2 separate regions of the Homo sapiens genome follow, and region 1 is linked to region 2. The links are chromatin contacts, found by Hi-C in ENCODE. All regions are on one chromosome and are shown on one strand. The core of a region is the stretch at or near the end of the contact, and the rest is flanking DNA. Distances in the headings are between cores, read along the strand shown.

Region 1 (5,993 bases), core at 79-2,578, 2.4 Mb before region 2:
GTTTAAAAAAATCAAGTATATTTATTTATGCGTCTTTCAAGTAGTCATTTGTGTGAAGTCAGCACTACTTCAGTTTTCAGAAAACACACAAAATGTTCAGTGAATGGTGAAATTGCCTAACCCCTTGCGCGGTTACAATGGTCCAAGTAGGAAATCACATTAGGTACCCATCAGAGAAACTGAGTTTCTACGCTGCTTTTAAAAACATCCTCGGTAGGTTATTTAGAACAGGAAATTGAAAGTTCTTATTCTTCTTCACCACTCTATCACTAAGGAAAAGGGCGAAAAAGCTATGGATGTAAATGCTGCTGTCTATAAACACAACTTGCCTGCAGAAATATGTAGTGGGCCGCGAAGTTTGAAGGAAGCCCGCAGTGCCTGGTATATTCACCAACTCCTCCAAGTAACTGATCATTGCCAAGGTCGAATTAATAAGCGTTCTTTGATGTTAATGATTGTGAGTGTTCTCAGGAAAGGACTAAAAGCTGACTTTCTAAACAGGATGTTGTTTGGAAATACCCCAAACAAACTCGATGTCCATTCCTAACGTGTTATTAAGTGAACCGATCTGACTCGATGCGTTTTGTTAAAAGGACTTTCTTTAGTTTCCCTGGCCCACAGTTTATTTTTTTACTATTTTTAACTCGGAGCCCATCTTAAAAACAAATTAAGAACGGAATGCTCGCCAAATCACGTCTACAAGACAAAATCGGCTTCCCAGGGAGCTAGACCTCGAGTGGGCACCGGCAGGGACGTAACCGCTGAGCCTCTCCGCAGAGCGCGACGCCGGCCGCCGGGTTTCGGTTAGACCGCAGCAGGAAGTTTTCCCTTCCTCTGCGGGAGGCAGTGGAGCCAAGGGGAAATTTGAACTCCCACTCCACGGGGACACCCAGAGGGGAGCTCCGGTGTGGGAGGGTGGCTCCCCTGGGAGCCAGGCGGCCGAGGAGCTCGTGATTCGACGCCCGCCGCGGCGTCTCCGCCCCGCGCGGCCCAGGCCGCGGCCTCCCTGCCCTCCCTGCCGTCCACTCCCAGTCCCGGGGCGGCGGCCTCAAAGCCCGCGCGGCAGGGCTGCGTCCCGGCTCGCAGGTCCCCGTCTCCCCGCCTAGGGCGCCGCGCCGAGCGGCAGGCGGGCCTGGCCGGCGCGGGCTGCACTCACCCACTCGAGGACCTTGATGAAGCCGAGTGGCTCCTTGAGCGGGTTGAGGTTGATCTGGAAGCCGGACATCCTCTGAGGAAAGGAGGGAGAGAGAGTCAGGACGACGGGGCGGAGGAGGGGACCGACGAGACCAGAGCAGCCCGGTGGCGAGGAAGGGCAGGCGGGGCTGGCGCGCTGGCCGGGCTCGGAGGCGGGCCCGGGCGGCCGTGGGGCGGGGCGGGGCGGAGCGGCGGCGGTTGAGCTGCTGGCTGAGACTCTGGGGCGGAAACGGAGTGGGGCGGCTGGGGAGGCGAGGGGCGGGCCGGGGCGGAGACCGGGAGGCTTCTCCTCAGGCCGCACCTGGCCGAGTCGACTGATCCGCTGGCGAACCAAGTAGATGTTGGGCGCCATACTGCGTGCGCCGCGCCCCCTTCCCTGCGGTTCAGCCCCTGGCACTCGGTCTTCCCCTGCGCACGCGTGTACGCGTGCGCTCGTTGGGCCCGCGCCGCGCTTCCGGACCCGCGCGACTGCGAAGAGCCCTGACCCGGGGGCGCCCACGCCCGCTCCTGCGCAGCTTGGGGGCGCTGGCCTCAGAGACACCCTCACTTGACCCCGAGCTCACCACAGCTGAGCTCACTACACCGAAGCTGACCTCTCCTTCCCTTAACAGATCTCAACTTTTTTATGAATTTATAATGTATTGGCACAGATGAAGTTGTGTTTCAAGGCATGTGTTAGGGGCCTTTGATTAAAATTGCAAAACAACAGACTTCTGGCTACCGTGCTGTGGGGTGCCTCGAAAGTGTGAATCACCAAATATTCGTATGGAAATTAGGTTTATTTTCAAAGTTACCATCGCAGCCATGGTTGAAAAATGAAGTAAGTTTATACCTAAAAGGAAAGGCGTGGCCGGACAGGCCCTCGGTGACCTACACTTTCACCTCTTCTACGCTGTCGGTCGACAGTCCTCTTTTTAAGGCATCGTTGGTATCTTTCTTCAAGAAGCTGACCCCTTTAAGATTCGGCTTAGGTGATACTTTCCTCTTGGCACGCAGTTACGGGAGCCCCAAGGTAGTGTGATCTCCTTCCTGGCTTCTTCAGTACCTGGAAAGTTCCTGGACAGCTGGAATGTGGTCATATTCGTGTATATGAAAAACCAGCTTCCAAGGACTTACCTGAATTTCAAGCACGAATATGATTTGCAGGCTACTTGCCACTGAGGTTATTCCGTCAGGGTTGACAACTGTTATTGAACGTCCTTGTAGTAAGCGAACCCTTTCTCTTTCGAGACCTATCTCCTTGTTTGCTGTCCAGAGAGTGCAAAAAATACATTTCATTTTCTATGCAGACAGAGACAATCTTTATGTTTATCTTGGCTCCCGTTCCTCAGTCCCCAGCACAGTCAGTGCTCAATGAGCACCTAATGGCATATCTCATTTTGAAATAACATTAAGAACTGGGCGCGGTGGCTCACGCCTGTAATCCCAGCACTTTGGGAGGCCGAGGCCGGCGGATCGTGAGGTCAGGAGTTCAAGACCAACCTGGCTAACATGGTGAAACCCCGTCTCTTATAAAGATACCAAAAAAATTAGCCTGACGTGGTAGCACGCGCCTGTCATCCCAGCTACTCAGGAGGCTGAGGCAGGAGAATCGCTTGAACCGGGAGGTGGGGGGGTTGCAGCGGGTTCCTAATGGATGGTTGCAGATTTCTCCCACTAAGCAACAAAGCATCATAGATACCCCTTAGGGCTAGGTGAGTGGAAGGTGACCATACACTGCTACCTGGTGCGTCTGAGACCACGATGAGCGGTGCTCCAGGTCTTCCAGCTTCCTCTCTCTCCTTTTTTTTCTACTTTGTTTCTGTATCTTCCTCTCAGTACTTCTCTTTTTGTTCTCTTTAGCCCGTTTTTCTAAGCTTTTACTCTCATTCTGTTGCGGTCTTCTGGGTAGGCACCTGGGGACGGAGTAGTGAATAGTAAGACTATTTAGCTTGAGCTTCATATTCACGAATATTCAAATTAGACTCTTAATGTTATTATTATTATTTTTTTTTTTTGAGACAGAGTCTTGCCCCGTCACCCAGGCTGGAGTGCAATGGCGTGATCTCAGCTCACTGCAACCTCTGCACCCCCGGGTTCAAGCGATTCTCCTGCCTCAGCCTCCCGAGTAGCTGGGATTACAGGCACGTACCACCACGTCCGGCTAATTTTTTTGTATCTTTATTAGAGACGGGGTTTCACCATGTTGGCCAGGTTGGTCTTGAACTCCTGACCTCATGATCCGCCACCTCGGCCTCCCAAAGTGCTGGGATTACAGGCGTGAGCCACCGCGCCCAGCTCTTAATGTTATTTCAAAATGAGATATGCCTTGACAGATTAGAGATATGTTCACATGCAGCTTTATTAATTAAAGATCTAAAACATACCATGACTTAGTAAACCAATATTGGCATCTCTTCTTCTTTTTGTTTATTGAAGGCCTTAGAAATTGGAATTGGCCAGGCCCTTTCTCAACTTCCGCGCTAAACTTTCTGTTGCTTCTGTCTGCCTCTCCTCACTTTCTCTCCTGCTTCTTGTTCAAGCCCACCAGTGGAAGGCATGGTGGTTACATTTCCTCAGGAAACCTTCAGTGCTAGAGTAACTCCTTGAACTTTAAGAAGGTTCCTTCCTTGGCCCTGTGGCACTCGATTTTAAAGATGGAGACCACCGAGGGTGAGCAGAACCACATCTGGTCACTTATCAGAACTCATTCGCAGAATCTCTCTTGAGCAGAAGGAAACAGAAGTGAGCCGCCACTGCTCACCTTCAGTCACAGCCTAGCACTGCTTCTGCCAGTCAGCTGAGCTCAGGGGCCTACCTTCCTGAGAAGGAACTGGCCGTGACTGGCAGAGCCAGTGAGATCTGATTGGGCAACAAGATAATTGTGATTTTTTTTTAAATCCTCCTCAAACAAAAGTGTTTAAACAATAGCATCTCATTGAAGGCACAACTGTTCAAAATCAGGGAAGAATGTTCAGATGACTGTATCACATTGACTACAACACTGGTCATTTTCTGATTTGTTCCTCAAATCTGAGGAAAGAGCCAGATGCTCTGGGAACAACATGTTCCAGGTCTACTCTACCAGGGCTATTTGGAAAAGAATCCCTGTAATATAAAATGGTTCTGTCTATCTGAGGTAGTATTATTGAGCTTTATCTGTGGTGGTATAATTATGGCTAAGTTACCTACATAATTTGTCATTGTTTTACTTTCTCTCTGTGGCTTTGAACACATGTGCCAGACTGTGACACTTGGGATTTAGGAATGCTCAGAAGGCCAGAAAGGAAACTATATTTAGTCAACCATATATTAACTATATTAGACATCTCATTGGCTAACTATAATATTTTTTGTTTTTCTCAATGGGAATACAAAGTTTTGGTCATCTTATTGGCAAGATGAGACTTTGTAACTCATTCCCAACCAATATTTATCTCCTTTTCTGAAAAGATATTGTTTAATACCAAATTCAAAACCTGACTTTTGCTTATAAACACAAATAGGTGTTTTGTTTTCGCTAATGAATTCAATAATCATTTTAGAAAAATTTTAAGATAACCAAATTTATTTAAATTGTACAATAGATGGATTTAATAGGCTCAGTAAATTAATCTCAAAGTAATCTGAGGCCTCTTAAACTTTTCATTTTAAAACATATTTTGATTTATGAATTGCAAAGTACAAAGAGTTCTGTATACACTTCACCCAGTTTCCCCTAATGTTAACATCTTCTATAACCATCATACATTTGTCAAAACAAAAAAAATTAGTATTGATGTGTTACTACTGACTAAACTAAAGAATTTTTCAAACTTCATCAGTTGTCCACTAATGTCTTTTTTACTCCCCCAGGATCCAATCCAGGAAACCACATTTAATGTAATGAGTGTCACAGGTGATCAGAAACTATCTGGGGCCAGTGGTACAGGCAGTAAGAAGAATTTACCAAGACAGTCGTAGGTAAAGAAAGGCAGATTTATTTGAGAACGTAGGAAAATGTATTGCAAGGGTGCAACAGGCAGGTCAGCGAAAGAGGAGCTGACTGCAAAGAGTCAAAAGCTTGCTAGGGATTTTATAGGATGGTGCTTGTGCTCTGCGCTTGAAGAAGACTTTGTGCAGTATTGGTAATGCCGAGGTTGCAGTGAGCTAACTTGCATTTTTCTGTCAGCCAAGAGTCAGGTGGTAGCTCGGCACAGGAAGATTGTGAGTGATTTACACATGAGGGCTATGTGTCCTGGACCATGAAGAAAGGCAGACTTATAGCTTATCTATCTGCTTTCTCGTTTTGCTTTCCCCTGGTCCTGCCAGCCTGACTCCTTCTCCTGAATTAGGACTCTACCTTTCTTCACACCCTGACAGCAACAATGACTAATCTTTGGCATGTGGTTAAAGGTCTCATCTTCCAACTGCTTCTTGCTGACCAGGGGTGTATAGTTGGCCCTACCTAGGATTGTTAGTCGGTCAGGAGGTTATGTACACCTAAATCCCTGAGTTGGGACTTAAATTGGTCAGGGTTGCTATGAGACTATGGGAGAACAGCATTTGTAGCCTAAAATTTTGTTCTGCTGCATTCAAAGGAAAGTTATGTAGCTGATACCTTTGCTGTAGTACTGTTTTGGTTTGAAATTGTTGTATCCTAGAAAACACAAAATCAGATGTAGAATTAACAATACAGTATGCAAATAAACAAACTAATATGAGCTTTATTATAGGCAGAAGAAGTTGAGCAACCCATGGCCAAATTTAACTGGAGAAGCTTTGAAATAGTTGTGCTGAAAAGGAATCTTGAGGAACTCTGTTTTGAAGGCCCTTTAATA
Region 2 (6,269 bases), core at 2,759-5,258:
CTACTAAAAATACAAAAATTAGCCGGGCGTGGTGGTACGTGACTATAGTCCCAGCTATTCGGGAGGCTGAGGCAGAAGAATCACTTGAACCCGGGAGGCGGAGATTGCAGTGAGCCAAGATCCTGCCACTGAACTGCAGCCTGGGTGACAGAGCGAGACTCCCTCTCAAAAAAAAAAACAAAAAAAGAAAAAAAAAAAACATTTACAATCTATTCACTCTGCAGCCTGCTACCTGGAGCCTTCATCTGCATCATAAAACCTTGGTTTCCACACCTCCTTATGGTAACCCAAACATTTCTTCTACTGATAGTAACTCTTTCAACCAACCGCCAATTAGAAAATTTTTGTATGACCTGGAGGCCCCGTCCCCTTTGAGTTGTCCTGCCCTTCCAAATCAAACCAATGTGACTGATTGATGCATTATGTCTCACTAAAATGTATAGAGGCAAGTGGCATCTGACCACCTTGGGCACATGTCAGCAGGACCTCCTGAGGCTGTGTCACGGGTGCGTCCTTAAACTCGACAAAATTTTCTAGATTGAGACCTGTCTCAGATATTTTGGGGTCACAGACCCCAAAATTCAGGCAGGAAATGGAGACTAGGCTATGGTAAGAATTTTGCATTGTTTCTTTCCAATATGACGAATTTATGAAACCACCTATCAACTTGGCATTAAAATACAGTACAAAAGGCCAAAATAAGGGAACTATTACAAGATTAGACAATTTCATAATCATGAGAGATTTAATACACCTTTCTCAGAAACTACAACTATCAAGCAAAAATTACAAAACAAAGATGACCAACAAAATCAATAAGTTTAATTGCCCCCAAATCACAACACTAGTAAATGCAAGGTAAGTGTTTTGAGAGTACATTCAGCCAGAAGTTAGATGGCAAAAACACAGGAAGAAGAATGTAAAGTGAGATGCTATCATCAACTGAAAAAAGAGCAAGGAAGAATAGAGGTAGTATAAATACAATGGAGGTACGAATAAAACAAAACGGAGAGGCTGGGACCAAACACTTAGAGAAGGGAATGGAGTTTTAACTAGAGGAATTAAGGGAATTGTTAGATGGAGACCCAGCTAAGGATGGAAAGAATGAATTTACAGAGTATGTCACTTAATTATTAATATAACAGTCAAAAGGGTGACAACAGTCTGAAGGTAACAGTACTGAGGAGAGCAAAGATCACCTGGTGGCCATCGAGCAGACCATCCAGAGGGAAAGCTCCTTATCTGAGGAATTCAGAAACAATTAGACTTCTCTATTAGCTAAAGCCGGCATCTGGTACCAGGATTCTTTCCCAGAAATTTATAAGTAACTAGAATCTCTATACATGTCCAGAATGTATGCATGTCGAAACTCACTGTGCAACTTTTGCTGATATCAAAGCACCAAAATGTCTATAAATGTAATCACTGATCATGACCTACGTGGCTAATATGGTCCAAGTTACCCTTCAGCTTCTGCTTTAAGGTCCATAAATACCCCTAAGAAAAAATCCACTGCGGTGAGCTGTCCTCTCTTGCTGAGGCGCCTGGCTGCACTCTTCTGCAGCACTCTTTCTATCCAATAAAACTTTCCTTTTCAAACCTACGGTGTTGTCGGTAAATTTTTCTTACTACCCTACTACCCCAAGCTGACCACTTTCTGATGCTGGGGCTCTGACACCTCACCCAGCAAGTACTAGTGTGGGGAAGAGGGCCACTCTGAACACTTTGAAAGTAAGGGAAAAAAGAGAAAACAACAAAACACAGGACTTGACAGCCAAGAATGGGGTAAAGAGAGGGAAGTGTTAAGAGAGCTCTAAGGTTTTAAATCTGAAAAATACGGAGAGTGCCATTTGCGAATATGAGAAAACTGTGAAGGGGACAATTTAATAGGAGAGAAAAACACATTTTCTTTTGGATTCACAGGATGAAGTAACAGTGGGACATTCAAATGGAAATGTACACAGACTGTGGATTTACTTGTGGAATTACCAGCATAGTGGCAGCAGAAACCACAACATTAGACGTATTTACCAGATGATAGTTTACAGTAATAATACATGACTATTTTGGGATCAGGCAACCTGAGTAAAGCTTTTCTTCCTTGAAAAATGTGTATTTGCAATACAAACTATATTTTCCATAATATTTCAGGATATTCACATGCCCACTGAAGTATATTTGGGTTTCAAACACGAAACTCTGGTTTAGGGAGAGCGACAGGGGTAGAGCCTTGAGTGCCACCCAGAGCTAGGAAGAGGAAGAAAAGACTCTAAAGGAAACAAAACAGGAGAAAAGCCACCCTGAAAAAATCAGGACACTGAAAACCAAGACAGGACCAAATTTTTTCAAGTAATGGATAATGAACAGAATAAAATACTTGAGTACTGCAGAGAAAGATAAGAACTAAGAAATGACTGGCCAGGTGCGGTGGCTCAGGCCTGAAATCCCAGCACTTTGGGAGGCCGAGGCGGGCGGATCACCTGAGGCCAGGAGTTTGAGAGCAGCCTGGCCAACATGGGGAAACCCGTCTCTACTTAAAAAAATTAGCCGGGTGTGGTTGCGCACGCCTGTAAATCCCAGCTACTCGGGAGGCTGAAGCAAGAGAATCGTTTGAACCTTGCAGTGAGTCGAGATCGCACCAAGGCACTCCAGCCTGGGCGACAGAGAGAGACTCCCAACAACAACAAAAAATGGCAGGACAGGAAGGTGTCTATGGCTCAGCATTCTAACTCTGACCTTTTTACAAATATATATTCCATGAGTGAAGCAATATGCAGCTTCAGCACAACCCCTCTAACTGGGGTAAAAAAAAACAACTCAAAGTACAGGCTGTTCTTGTAACAACTTTGCATGTGAAACAAGTGAATAGCTAAACTAGTGAAACTGGCCCTTTCATTCAACATCACTCATTAAAAGGGCGTTTACAAGATTTTAATTTAGTCCTGATATAGAAATAAAAAAAGAGATCAACATTAAGAAAAAGTTGATTATAATTACGAAATAAAAACATGTTCTTATATTGAAAGGACAACTAATTTGCATAAGCAATTTAACAAAATAGCTAAAATGGGCTTGATACAACTGCCTCACAAGGCATAAGCTCTTAATGTTTCACTGTTTAACAGCATTTTCTTAATACACTGAAACATTTGTCATTTTTGAACTCTCAGAAATTAGGACTGCAGAACCAGGATACAACTGTTTTGGAATTGAAAACAGTATTTTAAGCAGGATTATATGATAGTCCCTTATGTCACAACTCTCCTGAGTTTTTCCTATGAGTCACCATTTTAAAGTTATCATTGTATTAGGCGTGGAAAGCAGGTTCCTTCCAGCACAATGATAGAAATGACACAGGGATAGGAAGCACTGCAACACAGTGATTCATACACCTTATCCACTTAAGCAACAGCGGTCAAGGATAGAATCAAATGTGGATGGGGTCAGAAAGAGATTACTGACAAAAAATATCAGGCAGTAGAATCACCAGGTGCACACTGACAGTCGAGAATGATGTAGACTAGGGAAACCCTCCTGAGAGTGACCAGTTAACTACTGGAGAACACTACAGTCCAGGGGAAGGCAGACAGACTCTGGAAAATTGAGGAGGGAGTCGTGGGGATGGGACAGGGGGAGCAGGGCGGGACCTGCGAAACCAAATACGGTTTGCGCTTCTGGGGCAGCAAAGCCCACGGGGGCGGAGGGCGCCGAGTACCAATGAGCTCCAGGACCTGCGGGCTCCTTCCAGCGCCAGCTCCTCCCCAAAGCCTGGCGTGTCCCCACCCTCTCGCTCGGGAAGTGCCCTCCAAAGAAAGAAAGGACGACCCGGAGCGCCGGACAAGGGTCCAGAACGATCAACCAGCCTCCTATCGTCCCGCCCCTGTCCCCTCGCGGCTACTTACCGGGATGCAGGCCGCAGTCACTAGGGCTGCAGCGGCGACTCGCTCGTTCCCGGCAATGACGTCCACTCCAACCGGCCTGCATCAGCTGAGCTTCCAACACAAACACTGGCGCAGCAGCTAGGTCGCCACCCACTCAGCCCCGCCCCGCTCCGCCCCCAGCGGAAGTGACGCGCTAGAAGTTTGGGTCTACCCGCGGGCCGGGGTGAGGATTTTCCGCCTCGCTCAGGCCTCTGCCTCCTTGTCAATCTCCGTTCCTCCCCCGCCCCGAGATATGCGCAATAGAGCATGACGGAGCGCAAGGCGGGAAGCCGCGACAGACGTGTGTGCGTGCGTGCGTGCGTGCGTGATGCGCGAGGCGTGGCTTGCTGGTGGGGCGTGCTGTGCCTTGGTTGGTTGCCGGGTGTGAGAGCGGTGGGACTTCGTTTTGCCTTCCTGGGCGGGACCTCGGAGCAGTGTCCTGGTTTGCTTGTTTGCGGGCCGCTATTCCCTTTCAGCAGAGATAAGCCTCCCTCTCCGCGTCCCTGAAGCCCCTGCCTGCGCTGAGTTCCTTGGAGCTGGGGGCTGCGATACCAGTCTCTTGGAGGGTGGTGCCCGGCGCGGCCGCGCCCCTTTCTCTATATCCATTCCTGGGCATGGCCACCCAGACTAAATGTCACTCAAAAGCGAGTTGACATATATTACTGTATTGGAAGTTAGCATAAACCGCCCCACAAATGGTCCCACACGTAACACATCTTTTTAAAATTGTGGCATTTCATACGTACCACAGGGGCAAACTACAGCCCTCAGGGCAAATCCAGCCCACCGCAGGTTCTGCTGTACTAGGAGCTAAAAATGGGTTTCACATTTTTCAAAGGTTAAAAAAAAAGTTTTGCGACAGATGACAATTATATGACATTCATATTTGTGTCTGCTTTTTAAAGTTTCATTAGAACATAGCTTTGCATTCCTATACATGCTGTTAATTAAAGCTTTTATACTACAATAGCGAATTTGGGTAGTTGCAATAGCCCCTTACCCTCTTGAAGTGACCTTGCAATTACGTTGAGGTCGGGAAAACAGATCAGTTTCAACTAGTTATCAACCTCAAAATGTTATCAAGACTTATACTGTACTCTCAAGGCTTACCCACTACCCATGGGTATGTATGCTTTAGCCCCCTGTAAGGTTATTGTAAAGTCCTTAAGGAAGGGGATTCTTTGACCTGTCAAATGTAGTGGATGTTACCCTGATAGTTGTGTTGTTTTGATTTTTTTAAATCAAGGAGGGAAAGCCAGCTTGCTATGTTCTTGGGACACAGTGTCTGGATTATGTACATCATAATGCCTGGTAAACCCCAGCAGTGGATAAGCCAGACATGTTATTTAGCTACAGGAGAGTTAAAAGATGTATGCACCAATTAAGCCTTACAGGCGTGTGGAAGGAGCTTTAGTTTTTGAGACAGATTCCTCCTTGTTGCTAAAGAAAAATTATTCTGACACTTGTTAAAATGTCAAGGAAGACATTTAGAACTATTGCAATAGGTGCCATGACTATCACCATGGGGGAGAGAGATTGGCCTCAAGTTTTAATACAACAAAAACAGCTAGGATTTATAACCAGCAAGCAGACTGAGGGGTCAGTTCATGGAAAATTACTAAGAAGTGATATCAAGGGTCGGGGATATTCTTGTTAAAGTGACTTACAAGATTCTTGCTGAAGACAGGCGGAGATGATCAATTATCAAGGCTAGGAGATACTCTCTAAACTGACTTTGCAAGATTCTTGCTAAAACTGGACTCAGCAGGCCTAAGACAGGGGCCCAAGGATGAGGCCTAGTTGGGAAGAGGGCTCAGAGGAGCCTAACTAAAGTATGGTCAAGGAGAGAGCACCACCATTCCCTCTCCGCTTATGCTCTTTCATCCCCTAATTTAGTCAGATGTTATTAAATATCCAGATTTTCCTCCCATGTCAGAAATTTTCAAATAACGCCCAATTCCTGCTTCTCCATTCTTATCCTTCCTCTCCCTCCCTTGTCTACCACCATACCTTTAATCAGTCATGAAGTCTGATGAGTTTTACCGCAGAATTTCTTGAATCGTTCCTCTGCTCCACATTCGCATTTCCACTGCTCTAGTTCAGGCTTTCATCCTTGCTCTTCAGTTTCATCTAAACTGGTTTTCCAGCCTGTAACTAACCTCTGACCCAGTCAGTCTCTTCTGTGCAACCACGGTAATCTTTTGAAAGTGCAAGTCCAATCGTGTTTTCCCGAATTAAAAAGCTTTTGCTGGCTGTACATCTTCACAGAATATACCGAATGAAATTATAGGTTCTGACCCTGCTGACCTTCCAGCCTTTACTTTCACCACTTGCCTCTCACTCTCTATC

The links. Hi-C counts contacts between places; a loop is a spot of excess contacts on that map. Pooled maps may share reads with other maps.
Region 1: a map of CD8-positive, alpha-beta T cell shows a loop between it and region 2 (39-fold over the local background). The contact joins the promoter of SYPL1 here to the promoter of PNPLA8 in region 2. A Hi-C loop is called at or near these places in 4 of 168 maps with a recorded cell type or tissue (CD4-positive, alpha-beta memory T cell, CD8-positive, alpha-beta T cell, naive thymus-derived CD4-positive, alpha-beta T cell and 1 more) and 14 of 50 pooled maps.

The regions. Positions count from the first base shown.
Region 1 is chr7:106,110,984-106,116,976 of GRCh38, forward strand. It overlaps SYPL1 (synaptophysin like 1), which reads right to left and starts at 1,329. Exons shown (of 5, transcript NM_182715.4): 1 at 1,157-1,329. The coding sequence starts at 1,225. RefSeq lists an enhancer at 559-1,391 and silencers at 847-1,096, 1,107-1,596, 1,677-1,736.
Region 2 is chr7:108,522,127-108,528,395 of GRCh38, forward strand. It overlaps PNPLA8 (patatin like domain 8, phospholipase A2), which reads right to left and starts at 4,009. Exons shown (of 11, transcript NM_001256007.3): 1 at 3,903-4,009. LOC124901722 (a long non-coding RNA gene) reads left to right here and starts at 4,349. Exons shown (of 2, transcript XR_007060473.1): 1 at 4,349-5,519. RefSeq lists enhancers at 1,931-2,466, 3,146-4,106, 3,878-3,997, 4,288-4,627.